Regions from separate parts of the Homo sapiens genome. Here region 1 is linked to region 2. A link is an interaction called in ENCODE POLR2A ChIA-PET data of the cell type or tissue named here. Cell type or tissue: endothelial cell of umbilical vein. All regions are shown on one strand. Each heading gives the region's core, and the rest is flanking DNA. Links, peaks and the distances in the headings are about the cores only.

Region 1 (10,100 bases), core at 2,143-7,142, 140 kb after region 2:
CAAAACCATGTCTCTTCCCCCTTCTCTTCTTTTTTTTTTTTTTTAAATTTGTTGTTGTTGTTTTTGCTTTTTTGAGACAGGCTCTTGCTTCCGTCACCCAGGGTGGAGTGCAGTGGCACCATCATGGCTCACTGTAAACTCCATCTCCTGGGCACAAGCTCTCCTTCCGCCTCAGCCTCCTAAGCAGCTGGAAAGCTAATTTTTTTATTTTTGTAGAGATGGGATCTCACTATGTTGCCCAGGCTGGTCCTAAACTCCTAGCCTAATGTGGTTCTCCTGCCTTGCCCTCTCAAAGTGCTGGAATTATAGGCACGAGCCAGCATACCCAGCCCACCCTTGTCTCCTAAAACAACAGATTCTGCTAGCAGCAGTGCTACCTGGATTTAGATATGGCACCTTAAAGGCAGTGTTGTGATGTCACATTACCAATTTCCCGGTCATTTAACATTGCCTCTTTATTGATCTGTTTGGTGATTTCTGATTGAACTAAAAAATCCAAAAGGAGCCCAGTAGACACGTGTGTGTGTGTGTGTGTGTGTGTGTGTGCATGTACCTAAAGGTTTGTGTAGTTTGGTGCATTATATTTTGATGGCAGTTCAAATATCTCTTTCAATTTTGTTTGACTTGTCAGAACCAGCAGACCTGGATAAAAAGAACCCAGAAATTAAAATTGATGAAACAGGTAAATTTGTCTTGCTGACCAATTTTTAAAAAATTTTACTATGGCTTTCATTGTGTTTATGAAGAAACTTTGTGGAACTCTAATACACTGGTATGTCAAAAAGTTCAAATAAAAAACATCTATGCCCATGGCCCTGGGTTGGTGCTGTGGATCGGATTGTGCTCACAGAGTACCCACTTCCGAGCTGCCCATAAGACTTGGGGAGCCTCGGTGACGGGTCCTGCTTGTACACCTGGTTGAGCCTGGGAAGTGTGCTCACCCTGGCCCTTCCCTGCCCAGTCTAGAGGTGGAACATAAAGGATAATCAGCTCAAACACACTCAGTTTATCACTACAAAGACAGAAAATTAGTGAAGACTATTTCCATACACAGTTATTTGAAACCAACCGAAATTCTTCTGTTTGTTGATATCCAGCTAGGATCTTTAAGAGACCAGAGCCCAATTTCTGAGATAATCCATTGTGTTTGATTCATCTTTTCCCATCTTCCTCTACTAGAACCTTGGTTTTGTGATGATGATGATGATGATAAGAAGGATTTATTGAAGAGTTAGTATGTTCTGAGCACTTTACTTACCTGATCTTTTTCTTTTCTTTTTTTCTTGAGACAGAGTCTGTCTCTGTCACCCAGGCTTGGAGTGCAGTGGCGTGATCTCAGCTCACTGCAGCCTCCACCTGCCAGGTTCAAGCGATTTTCCTGCCTCAACCTTCCGAGCAGACTACAGGCCCACACCACCACACTCAACTTATTTTTTTGTCTTTTGTAAGGTGGAGTTTCACCATGTTGCCCAGGCTGGTCTTGAATTCCTTAGCTTAAGCAATTCCCTGGCCTCAGCCTCCTAAAGTGCTGGGATTACAGGCGTGAGCCACTGCACCCGTCCTACATACCTTATCTTATTTAATCCTCACAGCAGCTCTAGGGGTTGTATTTGTCCCCATTTTACAGATAGTGAGACTGAAACTTAAGTAGCATAGCTAATTAGGTGGTAGCCTCACACTTTAGCCTGATGAACTATAAATGTGTGTTTTTGCTGAACGCTGCTTTGTGATCAAATGCAAGACCTTTGATCAGAGTTAGGCCTTGCCTGGTATTAGTCTATTCCCAGAAGTTTCCAGATCTCCCAGCCAGCATTGTGGGCTGTTGGACACTTGCTCCACCATCACTCACAGCTGCTGTGTGGATGGTGCTGCACCCTTATCATCAATGCATGTCAGCATCTGTTGCCCTTAGAAATGGGATCCTACTCTATGGCCAGCCGTGGACTTCATAGAGACAAATAAATATTGCACCTTGCTGTTAGTAATATGAACACATTACCAAGTCCACACAGAGATGTAAACTTTATTAGAGGTTGTTTCAAAACAATATTTCATCAAGGGAGAGAGTATTAATATGCCCCAAGGCTTGTTTTCTCTTGGTTAGGGATTTGCATCTCATATTTTTAGTTTTCTTTGATTGGAATCTTTGTTGATCAGAACACCATTAAGTAAACCCCAGGCATATTGTGCGTTAACATTTTCATCCCGTTTCTAGTACCAGGTAATTAGGCTCAAAGCTCCCATGTTAACAATTTCTCCTGTTCCACTCCAAAGAAAACAAGTCCCCAGTGACTGAGCTGCAGAGCAGTGCAACTGTCTCCAGTTAAACTACCAGGGCTGCAAAGATGCTGATTATTAGTAAATGTCTTCTATTTGGCATGACAGACATGGTTTCTCGATTTGAGCCACACTCTGTTTACATGTCAGCAGCAAGCATTCTCTTGTTCTAAAAAATCACTCCTTCTTTACTGAAACTACTGTAGACTTTGGGCAAAATTCGTTTCACTTGAAGATTTTCCATATGGGAGAACAAACACATGCATAAACCATGCCAGATCCTGGAAACAGCACCACGTAGAAGGGCAGCCATGAAGGTTTTTCTTGTGCCTGTTTTGGGGTTAGGTACATGCACTGGGAATGGTAAAATCCCCTTGCTAGACTAATGTGTGACTAAGCATTTTGCAAAACTTAATGATCACCTATCTAGCCAAGGACTGTAAACACAGATTACAATCTAGGACAGATGGGGCTGCATGAAATCTGAGTTAGATGAGCAAGGAACCTCCCAGTTGATCCAGAATGGGTTGTTTCCACGTGCTAAGCAGTCTGTCAGAAGCCCCAGCGCCCACTCCCCTCTACCACCTCCCACACTTCTGTTCCCAACAATGAGTCAGATATGACAGGCAAAACTGGGGTGTGTGATTTGCTCCTGTTTCGTTCCTTTCTATTTTTCTGTCTGCTTTCATCTGGTCTGTTGGCGGTGCTCACGGAGACAATATTGTTTTTTTCCATAGGGAGCACGCCAGGATACGAAGGTGAAGGAGAAGGTGACAAGAACATCTCCAGGAAGCCAGGCAATGTGTTGAAGACCTTAGACCCCATCCTCATCACCATCATAGCCATGAGTGCCCTGGGGGTCCTCCTGGGGGCTGTCTGTGGGGTCGTGCTGTACTGTGCCTGTTGGCATAATGGGATGTCAGAAAGAAACTTGTCTGCCCTGGAGAACTATAACTTTGAACTTGTGGATGGTGTGAAGTTGAAAAAAGACAAACTGAATACACAGAGTACTTATTCGGAGGCATGAAGGCAGACAGAGATGAAAAGACAGTCAAAGGACGGAAGTGGAAGGACGGGAGTGAGCTGGGGAGCTGTTGATCTTTCACTATACAGGCTGGGAAGTGTGTTGATGACCACTGAGCCAGGCTTTTCTCAGGAGCTTCAATGAGTATGGCCGACAGACATGGACAAGGAGCTGTGTTCACCATCGGACTCATGTGCAGTCAGCTTTTTTCCTGTTGGTTTCATTTGAATAATCAGATGCTGGTGTTGAGACCAAGTATGATTGACATAATCATTCATTTCGACCCCTCCTGCCCCTCTCTCTCTCTCTCCTCTCCCCTTTGTGGATTCTTTTTGGAAACTGAGCGAAATCCAAGATGCTGGCACCAAGCGTATTCCGTGTGGCCCTTTGGATGGACATGCTACCTGAAACCCAGTGCCCAGAATATACTAGAATCACCGCATTTCAGTGGACTCCTGAAGTTGTACTTGTGTATAATTGCCCGCGTCGTGCATAGGCAAAGAAGGATTAGGCTGTTTTCTTTTTAAAGTACTGTAGCCTCAGTACTGGTGTAGTGTGTCAGCTCTGTTTACGAAGCAATACTGTCCAGTTTTCTTGCTGTTTTTCCGGTGTTGTACTAAACCTCGTGCTTGTGAACTCCATACAGAAAACGGTGCCATCCCTGAACACGGCTGGCCACTGGGTATACTGCTGACAACCGCAACAACAAAAACACAAATCCTTGGCACTGGCTAGTCTATGTCCTCTCAAGTGCCTTTTTGTTTGTACTGGTTCATTGTGTTACATTAACGACCCACTCTGCTTCTTGCTGGTGAAAGCCCTGCTCTTTAATCAAACTCTGGTGGCCCACTGACTAAGAAGAAAGTTTATTTTCGTGTGAGATGCCAGCCCCTCCGGGCAGGCAAGGGCTCTGAAGATTTGGCAACGTGGCTTAATTGTTCTGCTTTTTCTGTAGTTCAATTTCATGTTTCTTGACCCTTTTGTATAAAGCTACAATATTCTCTCTTATTGTTCTTTCATATGGAATGTATTTTCAAATGTAAACTCTCTTCTCTTTCTCTCTCCTATCTCTCTGTCTTTTTTCTCTCTTAGAATTGGAGGATTTGCCATTGTCCAGGAAAGAAACTTGCAGCTTTAACCTGCTGGGAATGGCAAACGATTTTACTAGACTTTATGTTTAAAAATAAATAAATAAGGGAAATTCCTAACTTTGCCCTCCAAAGTCTAACTTTGGTTTTCTTGTTAACTGGTTAAAGTGACAGTATCTTTTTTCCTTATCTATTCTATTCAAAATGACCTTTGATAGAAATGTTGGCATTTAGTAGAAATAGTGATAAGTTGAGGAAAGAAATAATACAAATTGGCTTTCAAGTGAGACCCAAAGGAAGAACTGGATAAAATCTTCCAAATCCAAAAGCATGAGATTTTTCTATCCAAATATGCAAAAATGACCCAAGAGAACTTTCTTATTTTGCTACTGAGTCACACAAGGGAAGTGGAAGGAAGAACAGTTAATTTAAGAATGAAACTATAAATCCTGATGCCTGGGGGTCAAGTATTTTAAGATAAGAGGGGGAAAAACACATAAAGTCAAACAAATGTTTTAAAAATTCATAACAGCAACCTTGAAAAAATAGACTTAAATGAATGCTTCTAGAAACTTCCAGCGGCTCACAAAGAATAAGCCTGCCTTAGGGCTGGCAACATCTAAGCCTCTAACAGCACAGGGAAGCAAATATCTTACCAGGCAGCCTATGAATTAACCCAAAGAAGCTTTGGTTGGTTTTGGTGGATTTTTATCATGCCATGTTGGACATGAGATTTTTTAGATCTTCCTTCCCACATTGCTAGACGTCTCACTCAAAGACATTTGTTGGGAGTCACATTTGCATCATAGACGAGACAGTCCATTCATCTTAGTTAAATTGGATTGAGAATGCCTTTTGTTTCCAGGAAAATATTGATCACCATGAAAGAAGAATAGTTTTTTGTCCCCAGAGACATTCATTTAGTTGATATAATCCTACCAGAAGGAAAGCACTAAGAAACACTCGTTTGTTGTTTTTAAAGGCAACAGACTTAAAGTTGTCCTCAGCCAAGGAAAAATGATACTGCAACTTTAAAATTTAAAGTATCTTGCACTGATAAATATATTTAAAAATTATATGTTTATAAAGTTATTAATTTGTAAAGGCAGTGTTACAAAATGTTCAGTTTATATTGTTTTAGATTGTTTTGTAATTTTTAAAGGTGTAAAATAACATATTTTTTCTTTATGGAAATCTATAAAACTTTCTGTAGTAAAATGTTTTCATTTTACTGGTATATTATTGCTTCATGTTTTGTACCATCATAAGATTTTGTGCAGATTTTTTTTACAGAAATTATTATTTTCTATGACAATATGACACTTGTAAATTGTTGTTTCAAAATGAACAGCGAAGCCTTAACTTTAAATGACATTTGTATTCTCAGACACTGAGTAGCATAAAAACCACATAGAACTGAACTGTAACTTAAATTCCAAACTATGACTACTACATTCCAAAGAAACAGTTGAATTAAACATTTTCATAAAATATCCCACACCTGATGGCTTTTATTATATTAGCACTGTTCTAGTTAAAGAAGTTGGTGACATGCCACTATCCAATAACTTCCAAGATTTTTAAAAATTCTCTTTTTTAAAATATCCTGATAAGGAGAGAAGATTAAGAAGACATTTTCTGAAAGTAGAATCTCAACTCACATTGGACCCTGTCATGATAAGGAATACGGAATTTGACGTTAGGAATGGGAATGATCCTAAATTGTGTGTCAAATGTTCTATATTTCATTTGGTAAAGTTTCTTTTATCATATTCACTCATAACTTGGTAAGTTTTGTTCTTGCAGAAAATAGTAATGAACCTGACAGTATTTATTCATGCACCCACGCTGCATTTAGGTAATGGGAAAAGTTGGGTATGACATTACAACTGGCTGTTTGGTAATTCTTAGGAGAGTTTTATTCCATCTAGGACCAGAATAATAGGAAAAATAATAACAATAACAAAGACAACAGAAGTGTCAAGTCAAAGGGGCCCTTTTTACAACAAAACTGGCCTAGCTTAATTTCTATTACTCACAGACCAATAAGTCTTTCTCTACCACCGTCCTCTGACTGTAGGAAAACGTATTCCTGGAAGCACAGGAACTCCCTGAGGAGTGGGCTGCTTTGGACAGCCAGGCTCCATTAATCAATATTTCTTCCACTTCCTGCTTTTCTCTGGACACTTATGCCTTTTTGCATTTTCCAAGATTAACCAAGAATAGAAAATTTTCCCTAATGCATGGGTTTTTAGGTCTCTCTACTCACAGAAAAGAGTCAGAGATAGAGAATCACTTTACTAAAGTTACATTTTACCTAAATTCATGGATGTTTCCAGAAAAATATGATGACTTCCAAGGAGTCTATTAGAATGAATCCACACATACTTTCGGAAAAATGCTAAGGGCCATGCACTAATACTATCTCTGTTTCATTGTTTGAGAAGAACTTCAACATGAATGCTGTTCACTCTTTTCCCTAGTTAGAGACTAAGCTAGGCTTTTCGTACTAGGTTTAAGAAGCTAAATCGCTGTATAATACTTCCCAGATTCAGGACTGAAACATTTAACTTAAAACATAAAAATGATTTATTGTTGTGTCTCCTGTCTTCCCTGATAACTTATTAATTGCCACTTGGGCTGAACTGCACTGTATTTTTATGCAAATCAAATCGGCATTCCATAATGTTCCTGCTTCCCAATGGTAATTATAACAGTTTGTGTTGCATTAAAAAACAGTTTTGCCAAGAATTAGCTCTATTTCCCTAATCTATATCCACTAAGGGATCTTAAGCAGAATTTCAACTTGGGGATTGAGAAACCTAGATGAAGGGACTATCACGTTGAGTAGAACTTAGCAGCAAGAAGCATGGAAGACAACAATGAGAACTGACTTTTTCCCCGCAATGTTCCAAAGAAACATTGAAAGATGATTCAGAGGAGAACATCACATTATCATATGCATGTAAGAAAGGTCCTAGGAGCTGATCCTATCATTTTAGGAGAGAAAGAGTATAGGGATTTCTATGGATGGCATTGCACTGCTATTTGTTGAAACACTAGCTGTTTTCACAGCAGCTCTGTGAAAGGTAAGTAAGTTAAGTTTTGTAATTATTCATTCCACTTTATAAATGAGGAATCCAAAGTTCAGAGAGGTTGAGTGATGAGTCCAGGATGTATCTGGTCTCATCTCTCCTCCATTCCACCCACCGTTCCATAGTTCTGCATTAACTTGGGAGAGGTTCACATGGGGCCCGGCTGCCCAAAATGTGTCCCAAGAGGCAGCAATAGCAGCAGCATCACTGGAATCCTGTTAGAAATGCAGAGTCTGGGGCTGTGTCCCAGACCTGCTGAGTCATTTTAATAAGATCCCCAGACCACCTGTCATCACATTCGGATTTAAGAAGTCCCCACGTGGTCTGCTGCCACCTGAGCCAGGTGTGCAAAAGTTTGCATGCTTCAGATGGTGGTGTCTGAACACAAAGCACTTTTCAGAAGCGTCTAAATACAATGCAGCCTGGAATAACAATGGTAAATTTAAAATCTCACTTAACCCAGAAGTGCGCTTTGTGGTCATTCTACCTGATTACTTGTGGGGGGCCTAAAAGTGGGCTTTTCTGATAGAGAAGAGAGCCTGCTGATGTGGTAATTTGCTGGGTTAAAAACTTTAAAAGTGTAGCAGAAGCATAGCAAGTGCTCTTTTCCTTTTCACAGTGCAGTCAGTGGAGAAAGGGGAATGCACACCAATATGTGAATATCCAATTCCTTCTATTCAAAACATGTTGCCTTACATAGCACACACAGCTTAATACCTTCCAAAGATATTAAATTCCTGAATGGTAAAACTAGATGGAACTCTATTTAATCTTTCTTATTAAAGAAAGTATCAGATAATAGAGCTTTGTTGTCAATAGTGGCTCCCAAGAGAGGGTTTTTCTATGCAGAAAAATTGTCTCATCTCCACATCTAAATGGAATTGTCCTGTAATGATGCAGGCGTTCACAAGTGTATAATATTCATAGCCAATAATCTAATTTTATCACTGCCCTGTAAATGGATTTGGAAAGTCGCTTGCTCTGGCAGAATGTTGGACTGGAAATGGACTCACTGTCCTGGAAGGGGCTTCTGAGTCTTGCCTTTGTGAAGCTTGGACAAGACAATGACTCACCCGGATGAGGAGCAGTTCTCTGTTCCTCATAATGCTCCTTTCAGTGATCTGGGCATCTCTGCCCCATCATTTCTGACATGAGCCAATTCCACACCCTTTTCTTAAGGCCCCGTTATCATTTTTTCAGATAGATGATGTTGGCAGTGCTCATGATCTTGATGTCATCCTGCCAGGGAGCCATTCCATCACCTATCAGGATTATCATTGCTCTAATTTTGTCCAACTTCTGAAATTTTTCAATGTTGATTAAATTGCTCCTTGACTATGGATACGTGATATATTCAAAGCAGACTCAATTATTATGCTCTGATCTTTTGCAATTCTGCTGGAATTCAAGCCCTCCAACTATAAGAAACTCATTTTTAGAGTCTTAAACATGATTTCTGTTAGGTCAACTTTTAATTTTATTTATATTTAAGTCACCCAAATTCTCTTTACTTGTAAGAAGAAATACTGTTTCTGTTATGCAAATAACAAATTATCCCTTCTATTTAATTTTACCAACACATTAGAAAGTTAGGTGGCTGGAGAGGTCCATGCAGTGGCAACAGTGTGATCTCTCCCTTGTACCCTAACACGCAGAGTCACTACAGTAGATATTTATGTTCCAACTACTCAGGAAGCACATTGTCAAATCCACTCTGCATAAATTTCTTAACTCCTTAATATCATAACCACTACAATTTCCTAAAGGTTTGCTTTGTACCAGACTTTGCTAGATACCTCAATTAATCCTTCAAGCTACCTTGTGATTTGGGCATATAAAAATAAGTTCAGAGAGGCTAAGAAAAGTAACTAATGTCACACAGCTAGTTGGTAAGGTGCATTTGCAAGATTCAAACCCAGGTCTGTCTAACACAAAGCTTACAATCCTAATAGCTACCCTATGCTGCTTTCTCAGTGTAAAGACATGGTCTTTCAGTTGCTACAGAAATGCTTTGCAGTGTGTTAAACTACGATCTCACTTTACTATTAGGCCTGGTATTAGTCAAGTTAGGTTAGGCTATAAGGTAAGAAATAAACTCCCAAATATTAGTGGATTAATCTATAAAGGTGTATTTGTTGCTCACACAATTTCTACTATGGGTCTGGTGGCTCTGCAGGGCAGCTCTGTTCCATGCAGCGATTCAAGGATCCAGGCTGGTTACCTCTTGCTGCCATACTAACCAGAATATGTGACTTCTAGTCTCTGTGCAAGAGAGAACTAGAAAGATGCTTACTGTCTCAGATGCTTTAGCCTGGAGTTGGCACAGACCCTACCACATTTCAAGGGCTCTGAGAAAAGAGGTGGAGCACTTGTATATTCAGTGAGCTGTTGGCATCTCTGCCACAGCTTTCTTTTTTTTTTAATGAGACAGGGTCTTGCTATGTTGCCCAGCTTGGTCTCAAACTCCTGGGCTTAAGCAATCCCCCCTCCTTGGCCTCCCAAAGTGCTGGGATCGGAGGTATGACCCACTGCACCCAGCCTCTGCCACAACTTTCAAGGGCAAAGCCACACTTCTGCCATAGAAGGGTAGATGAGATAATTCGCTATGCTTGTCAC
Region 2 (10,100 bases), core at 3,031-8,030:
GGGTTAAAAACATTAAGGAAATGAATGCAAAGCTCTAACAAAAGTCTAAAAAGGTGGTAGCATTGGGGGACTCAAACCCAGTAGTGCTTTTCCTACTGACAAGAAGAAAATCTTACTTACCGACTTCAGTGTCTGATTTGACAGTGCTGTTTCATATCATGGCACAGTTGCTTTTTTCAACTATGATTTAGATTTGTAATCTCTCCTCTGTGTAACCAACAATAGGCATGTTTTTCCTAACTCAGTGCGTTCAAAGGAAGATCGCATACTTGTAACTTCGTAAGAAGTTTAATCATAGTGAAATTATAAGCAAATAGAGATGATATTCGTTTCAGAATTTTGTTGGGATAATTCAGATATTGTTCCTTTAATGCTAGTTTTTAAATTACCTAAATTATTAAAAACTTTGAAACAGTGCTAATGTCTTTTATTTTCAGAGAATATAAACTTATGGAATGAAAAATAATCTGCCCTTGGTTTCTCAAATCTGATTATTCCCGCACATTTACATTTATTCCTGCACATTTACACTTATTGGCATTTTTTGGAGTGTAAGTTCCATTTTCTGTTTTCCTGAGTAATATGAGTAATATTTTCTGTTTTAATCTTTCTTTATTATTACTAGCATGGATTTTTTAGGATTAATTTGGATTTTTAAAAAATGTTACATTAAAATACTATTTATCTTAATCACTGAGTTTTTGGCTTTTTGTATCCAAGGGAAGTACCTCACTCTAGTCTTGTATTTTAGAGCATCACTTAGACTAAAACAAAATCCTTGTTTTATGGAAAACTGAGTTTTTTAAGCCAAACTACATCTCTATTTTCCATATGAAATAGAGAAGAATATATACCTTTAGTAAAGTATAATATATATTTAGAAAAATACACAACCCAAGTATAAGATTTGATAAAATTTTGCAAGGTGGATACATCCACAAAACCAATCTAGAGGCCAACATTTCCAGCTTCCTAGAAGCCCTCTGATGTCAGTTTTAGTCACCAACCTTTGCCCTCAAGGGCAACTGCTGTCCTAACTTCTGTGACTTCATTTTTATACATTTCAAAATCAGGTAAAACTCAACTAGAGTCTTAGAAGTCTGTATGTACAGGCCAGGCACGGTGGCTCACTCGCAAACATTGGGAGCCAGAGGCAGGCATCACTTGAAGTCAGGAGTTCGACTGAAACCAGCCTGGCCAACATGGTGAAACCCCGTCTCTACTAAAAATACAAAAATTAGCCAGGCAAGGTGGTGCACGCCTGTAGTCCCAGCTACTCGGGAGGCTGAGGCAAGAGAATGGCTTGAACCTGGGAAGCGGAGGTTGCAGTGAGCCAAGATCCGCACCATTGCACTCCAGCCTGGGCAACAGGAGCAAAACTCCGTCTCAAAAAAAAGAAGCCTGTGGGTACTATCCTTGAACATAGACAGTGAAAGTCTTTGGAGTGGATATAGAAAAAATAGGTACTATTTCTAATCAAAAAGCAGAATCCTACTGATGCATTTTCTAATTTTTTTCAGTGGCTACTGATGGAAATATCTTGTCTTTGTTTCAAACTTTTCAATCTGGAGCCTGCTTTATTATGCAGATTTTATGTGCAAGCAAATTCAGAAACATTCTCCTTTGCCGTATTTTTCTTCATCTTTTTATTTCTGGTTTTGATCTCTGGTGACTTCTCAATGTGAGAGGCACCACCACCAAGCTCAATTCAATTAAAAAACTATTGGTGGAAGAATGAACCCTCCTCAGAAGAACTGCTGGCCAAAGTTGTTACTACCACTTGCAGCATCCTTGGTTATTACTCAGGCAGATAATTATCTGCTTTCTTCCTTTTGATTTTTTTCCCCATTAGCACCAAATTTAATTTGAACAGAGCCTCGTGTGTTTAATAAAATTAATTTTCTTTATTATCCCTTAGTATAAGCAATCACATTTGATCATAATGAATTTTGAGTATTACGAGGTTGTTTTGTGTTAGGCATTTCTGTAATTTAAAGGAAGCAACTTTTGCGAGCTAAAGGAGAAGGTTGGTTGAAATCTTATCAGACTGAATCAACATGTGCATGGCATTTCCAACGAGATTTCACTTTAGGGAGCAGGCACTTAACTGATCCAAGTGAGACATATGCCTTCAGCGGGCATGCACATTCTCAGCTCCTTTCTTTCCAGCATAAAACTTGATACTTGCATGCCTGCTGACATGGCTCCACAGAAGCGCACACACAAACACATATGTGTGTGTAAAGGAAGCTAAAAAATAAACGTAACTAATTGCAGTGGTAGTATTCATCTAGACTGATCATTAAGCCTAAAGAACAACAAGAAACAAAAATTCATTTGGATCAGGTTCCAAATGCCTCTTGCCTGGGTGTTTGTCATCCATCCTGATTGTAAGAGTCAGTGGCTTGGCAGTTCGTTGCACCTTGAGAGGAGGGTTCTCCTGCTCTTCTCTGGTTGATTGGCCTGTATCTGGTATCTAGGGCAGTTAGTAGTGTCTTATGGTTGAAACAATTCATAGATAGCTTAGGAAGTGAAGCACATTCATTCAGAGCTCTACTAAGTTCTGCAGAGGAGCAGAGGAAGAAAAAAAAACAAACAGAATATTTTGGCTTCCGTCTACTCAATTCCTTTATAGAGTTCAAGTTCATGGAGAACTTTTGCCTTATAACGTGGTCTTCCTCCTCATCAAGCCCAGGTCTTTATTGCTAGATCTTCTTTGGTCAACATGTTGTTTTTTTCTTCTTTAACTTAAATAATCATAGAGTGTTTGGGAAGGAATAATTATGACTGGTTTTTTTTTGAAAAACATATTTATTTATTTATTTAAAACACAGAAGGATGGGGGGGCTTCTCACTATGTTGCCCAGGCTGGTCTCGAACTCCTGAGGTAAGCCATTCTCTGTCTCAGCTTCCCAAAGTAATGAGATTACAGGCCTGAGCCACCATGTCCAACCTATGCCGGGCTCTTGCTGTTGAGTCTTCAATATGTGCCCATTATGGGGATGAGCACTCACTTTTCTCTCATCCTCATTTGACAGCTGAGATCCCTGAAGCTGGGAAAAGTCATATGAACAGAACCCAAATAAATAGTTGCTGCGTCACAAATCTTTCTGTCTTTGTGATCAAAGTCACACATGGATGTGCTTTTTGAATGAGGAAATTCTCATGAAACGTTACCAGCTTATTTTTTCTTCAAGCAACTCTTTTATTAACAAGTTCTCAGGAAAGTTTAAGTATAAACCAACTAATTCTGAGGAAGGACTTAATTTTTGAACTTTAAGTTCAGATTAAATAAGCACTTGTGAAAACTGTGCATAGAAACTTTCAACCAATTGGTGGTTTTCCACTCAATTGAAACTTGGCCAGAGTGGTGGCTCAGGTCTGTAATCCCAGCACTTTGGGAGACGGAGGTGAGAGGATTGCTTGAGGCCAGGAGTTCAAGGCTAGCCTGAGCAACATAGCAAGACCCTCTCTCTACAAAAAATAAAAAATTAGTGAATTGTGGTGGTGCACACCTGTAATCCCAGTGCTTTTGGGGGCCAAGGCAGGAAGATCGCTTAGGCCAGGAGTTTGGAGTTTGAGGTGACAGTGAGCTATAATCTTGCCACTGCACTCCAGCTTCGGCAATAGAGCGAGACTCTATCCTTCAGTTTTTAAAAAAACAAATAAATAAATAAAAACTTGCCTTAACTTAGGAATGGAAATCCTGGGGAGTAAATATCTAAATTCTAGTGCTTTTTGTTGATGGAGTTTAAAAGCACAAAGCGCATATAAATACAATGTTTATTTAAAGCCTGACAACCAGGCCACACATGGGTTTGATCTGTTCAATTGGTAAAAGGGCATATTAGATACCACTGTGTCCAGTGCTTGTTCTCAGGCCCAGAGGTGAGAAGGCCACATTCCCTTCCAAGCGCTGGTCATCTACTTAATCTCAGGTAAATAGCAGGGAAGTGTTCTTCTCCCACAGCGCCCTCATTCATACAGTTTCGATCCTTGCATTTGCCACGGTGGCTCTGTAAGGGTTAAAGGGAGACTGCTCAGGCACTGGGTTCCTAGGAGAAATGGAAGAGTTTTCTGAGAAGAAACAGATGCTCCAGTGTATTTCGTTTTATCTGGGTGGATACTTTGTACAAGCAGCCAGCCAGGTTGGAGGTGATGGCCTGCTGCTTCTATGATAGACTGCTATGTCACGGAGAGAGCTTCCAGTCCCGGGCTGAAAGAGGATGCTAACTGTCTCTCAATTCAAGTTCTCATATTTCTCCAGAATAGCCGAAGATAGCAAAGGCCAGTCAATATAGTCACGATTCCAAGTCCTTGTCTGACTCTCTTAACTGTTGGACGCTACCAGCAGGGCAGCTATTATGCAAGATACAAGCAACCCAGGAAGTGGCATGGAAAGAATTAAGACGGGGTCAAAATCATAATCTTACATAGATCACTTCAAAATATTTAAAGGCATACATTCTTACATTTAAAGAAAAAAGGAACACACTCTTGACTTAAAGATTAAAAAACAGACACAAGTCTCTACAAACCTGGAGGAGCTAAGGCTGACTTGGTCTGATAAGAGATTAGGCTGTTTTAGATGTGGTAACCCCTGGCTAACTAAGATCACTGTTTTATCTTTTAAAAAAAATCTCAGTTCATAGTTGTCTGTCCTTTTTATTCTCCAATAAAGTGAAAAAGTGGGCATTTGTTTGTTAACACATTTGGTCACAGAAAAGATGGTAAAAATAAAATAAAATGTAAATTTCTAGCCAGGCGCGGTGGCTCACCTATAATCCCAGCATTTTGCGAGGCCAAGGCAAGCGGATCAGTGAGGTCAGGAGTTCGAGACCAGCCTGGCCAATATGGTGAAACCCGGTCTCTACTAAAAATGCAAAAATTAGCCAGATGTGGTGGCACGCACCTGTAATCCCAGCTACTCAGGAGGCTGAGGCAGGAGAATCGCTTGAACCCGGGAAGCAGAAATTGCAGTGAGCCAAGATCAGGCCATTGCACTCTAGCCGGGACATCACAGCGAGACTCTGTCTCAAAAATAAATAAATAAAATGTAAATTTCTAGATCAACTCTTTTGGAAAGATGGCAGCCAGTCAAGTTGACAAATTCCAGTTAATGTGACAGTCTGACTGCAGCACTCTATTTTGCCTTCCAGCACCCATCTCCGTAGAGTCCTCATTCTAACTGTACAGGTGTTCATCTCTCGTTTGGGTGGCAGACCCCAGCAAGACAAAAACCATGTCTTACTTACATTTCTACCTTTCGCTGTCCCACAGAATGCTTTGCACATGTAAACACTAGTTTAAACAGCTGACACTTGTATTGAACTCAAAATGAGGTATATGAAGAGTTGAGGTGAAAAACCGCAATGTGTCCCTGAGAAGCGTCTGTGACCCACAGTAGGTCATATGGAGAAGAGATCAGCAAAAATTCAGCAAAGAGAGAGTGAAAGGGGCAATTTCAATAACTGCTGAAGTGGGTGGTTTGTCTGGATGACAACCTTTCAGAAAGCACTTAAGACAGCCACTCCCTGGGTGTTGGAGTGGGTGCCTGCATGTCCACATTCAGAGAATCTGGCCACATCCGCTCCTCCTCACTCCCTCTAGCTTAATCAGAGGCACCTGATTTTGAATTTTGGGGCCTCTGGTTCCCAGCAGCACAGTTAAGGGCTACGGATTGTCTGGAGAGAGACTGGGTCCCGGTGCAGGCTTTTTTTTTTTTTTTTAAAGACGGAGTATTGCTCCATCGCCAGGCTGGAGTGCAGTGGCGCAAAGTCGGCTCACTGCAACCTCAGCCTCCTGGGTTCCAGCGATTTTCCTGCCTCAGCCTCCCAAGTAGCTGGGACTACAGGCACACGCCACCACGCCCAGCTAATTTTTTGTATTTTAGTAGAGATGGGGTTTCCCCATGTTGGTCAGGCTGGTCTCAAACTCCTGACCTCAGGTGATCCGCCCATCTCGGCCTCCCAAAGTGCTGGGATTACAGGCGTGAGCCACCACGCCCGGCCCCGGAGCAGGCTTTTACGCATGCCCCGCGCGCCCCCTTGTGTCCGGAATTTATTCCTTCCGGTGGGTTCGCGGTCTAGCTGACCAAGAACGGAACTGGGGACTTTCGCAGTGAGAGTTACAGCTCTTAAAGATGGCACCGACCCAGGCCGGGCGCGGTGGCTCAGGCCTGCAATCCCAGCACTTTGGGAGGCGGAGGCAGGTGAATCACGAGGTCAGGAAATCGAGACCATCCTGGCTAACATGGTGAAACCCCGTCTCCACTAAAAATACAAAAAATTAGCCAGGCATGGTGGCTGGCACCTGTAGTCCCAGCTACTTGGGAGGCTGAGCCAGGAAAGTGGCATGAACCCGCGAGGCAGAGCTTGCAATAAGCCGAGATCGTGCCAATGCACTCCAGCCTGGGCAACAGAAGGAGACACTGTCTCAAAAAAAAAAAAAAAAGAAAGAAAGAAAGAAAGAAAAAAAAAAGATGGCACCACCGCAAAGAGTGAGCACCAGCAAGATTTATTGTGAGGAGGGAAAGAACAAAGCTTCCACAGCCTGGAAGGGGACCTGAGCAGAGATTAGGGGGCCAGTTTTTATTCCCTTGTTTGTCCCCACCCATGTCCTGTTCATTGGTCCATTTTACAAACCTCTAGCTAGCTACAGAGCGCTGATTGGTGCATTTTTACAGAGCACTGATTGGTGCATTTTACAAACCTCTTGTAGAAAAGGTGTCTAAGTCCTCTGGGCGCGGTGACTCACACCTGTAATCCCAGCACTTTGGGAGGCTGAGGCGGGCGGATCACGAGGTCAGGAGATAAAGACCATCCTGACTAACACAGTGAAACCCCCGTCTCTACTAAAAATACAAAAAAATTAGCCTGGCATGGTGGCGGGCGCCTGTAGTCCCAGCTACTGGGGAGGCTGAGGCAGGAGAATGGCGTGAACCCGGGAAGCAGAGCTTGCAGTGAGCTGATATCGTGCCACTGCACTCCAGCCTGGGCGACAGAGCGAGACTCCGTCTCAAAAAAAAAAAAAAAAAAAAGAAAGAAAAGAAAAGTTCTCTAAGTCCCCACTCGACCCCGGAAGTCCAGTTGGCTTCACCTCTCACCCTCTTCCATGATCAGTTACACTGGGAACAGGCTGCCAAGCCTGACGCAGATGTTTGGAACATATTTCAGCCCTGGCTCTATTAGAGTTCCTTATATTACCAAAGCTGTGCTAGCACCTTCCTCAATGCTATTAGGTTGGCGCAAAAGTTATCGTGGTTTTGGCCACCAAAACCACGATAACTTTTGCGCCAACCTAATACAAAGGGCAGCCCATAATTTTATTTTTCAATGACGATTGGCACTAAGCTAAGGAAACAGTGAGGGATTTTGTTTGTTTGTGTGTTTACTACTGATTGGAATTGTCATTTCTTTTTTCCTTAGGAAACAGCTTTGCATTCTTCTTCCCGTTTCTCCCCATGCCAATTTCTTTGCTCGTGTCTGGGGACACTACTGAGTAACTATTAGAATACATAGGTTCAGTCCTTCCAGACATCACCATTTCCCTCTTCAGCTGTTCTAGCAAACTGATGTGTCTGTTAGTTCATTCACGCAAGCTGGGGATTTTGGATTGTCAGGGGATCCTGTTAGCAGCTCCCTGTGAAAAAGAGTTCTGGTGAATTAGGGATGTGCGTTATAATTGCACCTCTGCCATTCATTCTTGTCTGTGAGACAGGAGATGGGTCATATGGGCTGGGTCCCGATATGTGAATGGCTCATTATGGCACCATTAACATCGTGGATTTGACAGTGTTAACCAGTACAGCCCAGGAAGATGTGACAGTGACCAGGTTGCCTACATCAGAGTCTGCCTGAGTAATGCCACCTAGACACAGCTTTAATTCCGAAACAAAAGTGCTTTCCTTCCTCTACCTATCTCAGCAACACAGTGTTGATGAGCTAATGTAGATGGAAGTGTCTTATGAATACAAGAGACACATACATATTTATAAATAATAAGACCTAGGTATTACTATAACAGGAAGTGCATCCGCAGGTTTGGTTCCTTAAATAAGTTCAGACTGTAAACAGTAACGTCTGCATCCTTAGGAGGAGACACTTATAAATATTTCAAAAGCACCAAGGCACTGCACATACACACAACAGAGATAGTATCTATGCTCAGTGTGCATTCAGCCAATAAGAATTTCTGAGTGTTCTAGTAAGTTGACCAGTTAAGTTTGTTATAATGGCAGCCTTCTGAAGATCTAGATGGATGGAGTTTCTGGAAAACCTCATAGAAGATGCTATTTCAGTGTCACGAACTTGATGATAATAGCATCAATGACTTAAAAAAATTATTCTTTCATGTGTGCTTGAGGAATTGTAAATATGTTTAGTGCATTCAGACCATAAGCCAACCCATACATAAATAGCAGTATTCAAGCCAATAGCTTTGTGGTTATTACACAGGGTTGCCAGTCCTTGACAATCCATTCAACAAAATAGTGTCATTATGTTCCTTTCCAAGAAAGAGAAAATGATATGGATTTTGTAGCATAAATCCATAGCGAAAGGCAGCTGGGAAATAAATGTTTTTAAACTGATGGTCCATTCACATCATTTCCCCTCTATTTCTAGTATCCCCTGTCCTTTGACCTTGCCATCTCCTTCCTGCATTTCTGGTTATGACAGATTTTCCAGTAGTAGGGAGGGGAGTTGGTTCTTAGTGGCAACACCAAAGAGCATGTTTGCAGGAAAGAGCTTGGGATCATGGCAGAGAAGAGGTTACTATTCTAGCTCCTTATCCCCACCTCACCCTCATGAATGGCCTTATGTGATACACACTATATCTGCAACTCTTCAAAAGCACTCTCAACGCTTCTTCATTTCAAATGGCTACAGATGTGGCTGGGAGACCCAATAGAAGGGATTGGCTTTCTTTTTTGTGGGACTGTTATGGGCCTCTATGGGTCAAATGAATTCTGTAGGATCTACCTCTTTGTGAGTAGCAAAATCCTTCTTGGACCTTGTTACCTTGCAAGCAAACATTTCATATATCTCTGTCTCTCACACTCTGTCTCACACTCTCTCTCTCTTTCTTATTACTGTCAAGGTATTGAAAGTGGTGACTGCAGTTCAGAACTCCACTTTCTTACTTAGCTGTCTTCAGCATGACAGCATAACTTCAGCGTAACATTCCCTCCAGTGGACTGAAAATGTTTGCTCAAATCAAATACCCCAGTGGCTCTTCTAATGCTTCAAAACATTGGCCATTTCTTGGCCCTGATTTCTCCAACTTTTGTGCAATCTTATACATAATTGGCAACTCCCCAGTGTTGGGGCCTTCTTCTCTCCTGCATCTCATGGTGCTGTGCCATCTTGGTTTTCTCCCCACTTCTCTGACCTCTTCTCTTTTTTGCCTCTATTTCTCCTCCAACACTGAAATGTAGGCATTGGCCAAGGTTTTGCCTTTGCCCTGAATTTTTCCTCTGAATAAGCTTTTTGATCTTAGCCACTAGGCTCAGATAATACCTAGCTTCCTGAATCTGACGTGAGCGTTGGCCTCAAACTTACAAATTCTTTCTGGAGGATGTTGACCACCTGGAGAACTGACCATTTCCTAAAATTAAAAACAAAAACAAACTTTGCAGCTTCCTATGCAAATGACTTCTCTTCTGCCTTGTCTCTGTTTTACTGATTCCTTCATTTCCTACTTACCCAAATTTGAAACTCTGGAATGTCTCCTGATTCCTATTTGTCCCCCAAATCTAGTCAGTTTAAAGGCCTCTCAATTATCTATCTACGATGTCTCTCCTATCTCTTCTGTTACATTTCTGCAGCTATTTGCCAAATGCAAACACTGTTTAACCTATCCCTGGAGCGATTGCATCAGCCTCCAGAAGAGGTTTTCCTCCTTCTTGCCCTCTGCTCAGAAGCATTTAGAGTTCCCCGTTTCCTCCCTGCCTCGGTCTGTGCTTCTTGGCTTTCCCTAAGGAAGTAACCATTTTTAACTAGAATAAGTAGGGGAGCCACAGGAGGCCAAATAAGGAGATAAGGGCAGATAAGGCCTTCTCTCTGGCCTTATCCCCTGTGGCTCCCTTATCTATTCTAGCC

The links. Peaks named below come from ENCODE experiments on the same cell type or tissue, not always from the same donor. Only the 100,000 strongest peaks of a DNase experiment are listed, where the experiment ranks them.
Region 1: POLR2A ChIA-PET joins it to region 2 with 6 read pairs; 3 of 35 experiments call an interaction of 5 or more read pairs at or near these places.

What each region holds. Positions count from the first base shown.
Region 1 is chr10:33,173,280-33,183,379 of GRCh38, reverse strand. It overlaps NRP1 (neuropilin 1), which reads left to right. Exons shown (of 17, transcript NM_003873.7): 16 at 632-682; 17 at 3,015-5,887. The coding sequence ends at 3,304. Among named protein-coding and RNA genes, the nearest start is that of IATPR, 62 kb to the right of the region's middle. In endothelial cell of umbilical vein, for the core only: no CTCF peak of the experiment used is centred there; DNase peaks (open chromatin) are centred at 4,119 and 4,839; H3K27ac peaks cover 1,897 bases.
Region 2 is chr10:33,315,942-33,326,041 of GRCh38, reverse strand. The region is part of intron 2 of NRP1 (neuropilin 1); the gene reads left to right. Among named protein-coding and RNA genes, the nearest start is that of NRP1, 14 kb to the left of the region's middle. In endothelial cell of umbilical vein, for the core only: no CTCF peak of the experiment used is centred there; no DNase peak of the experiment used is centred there.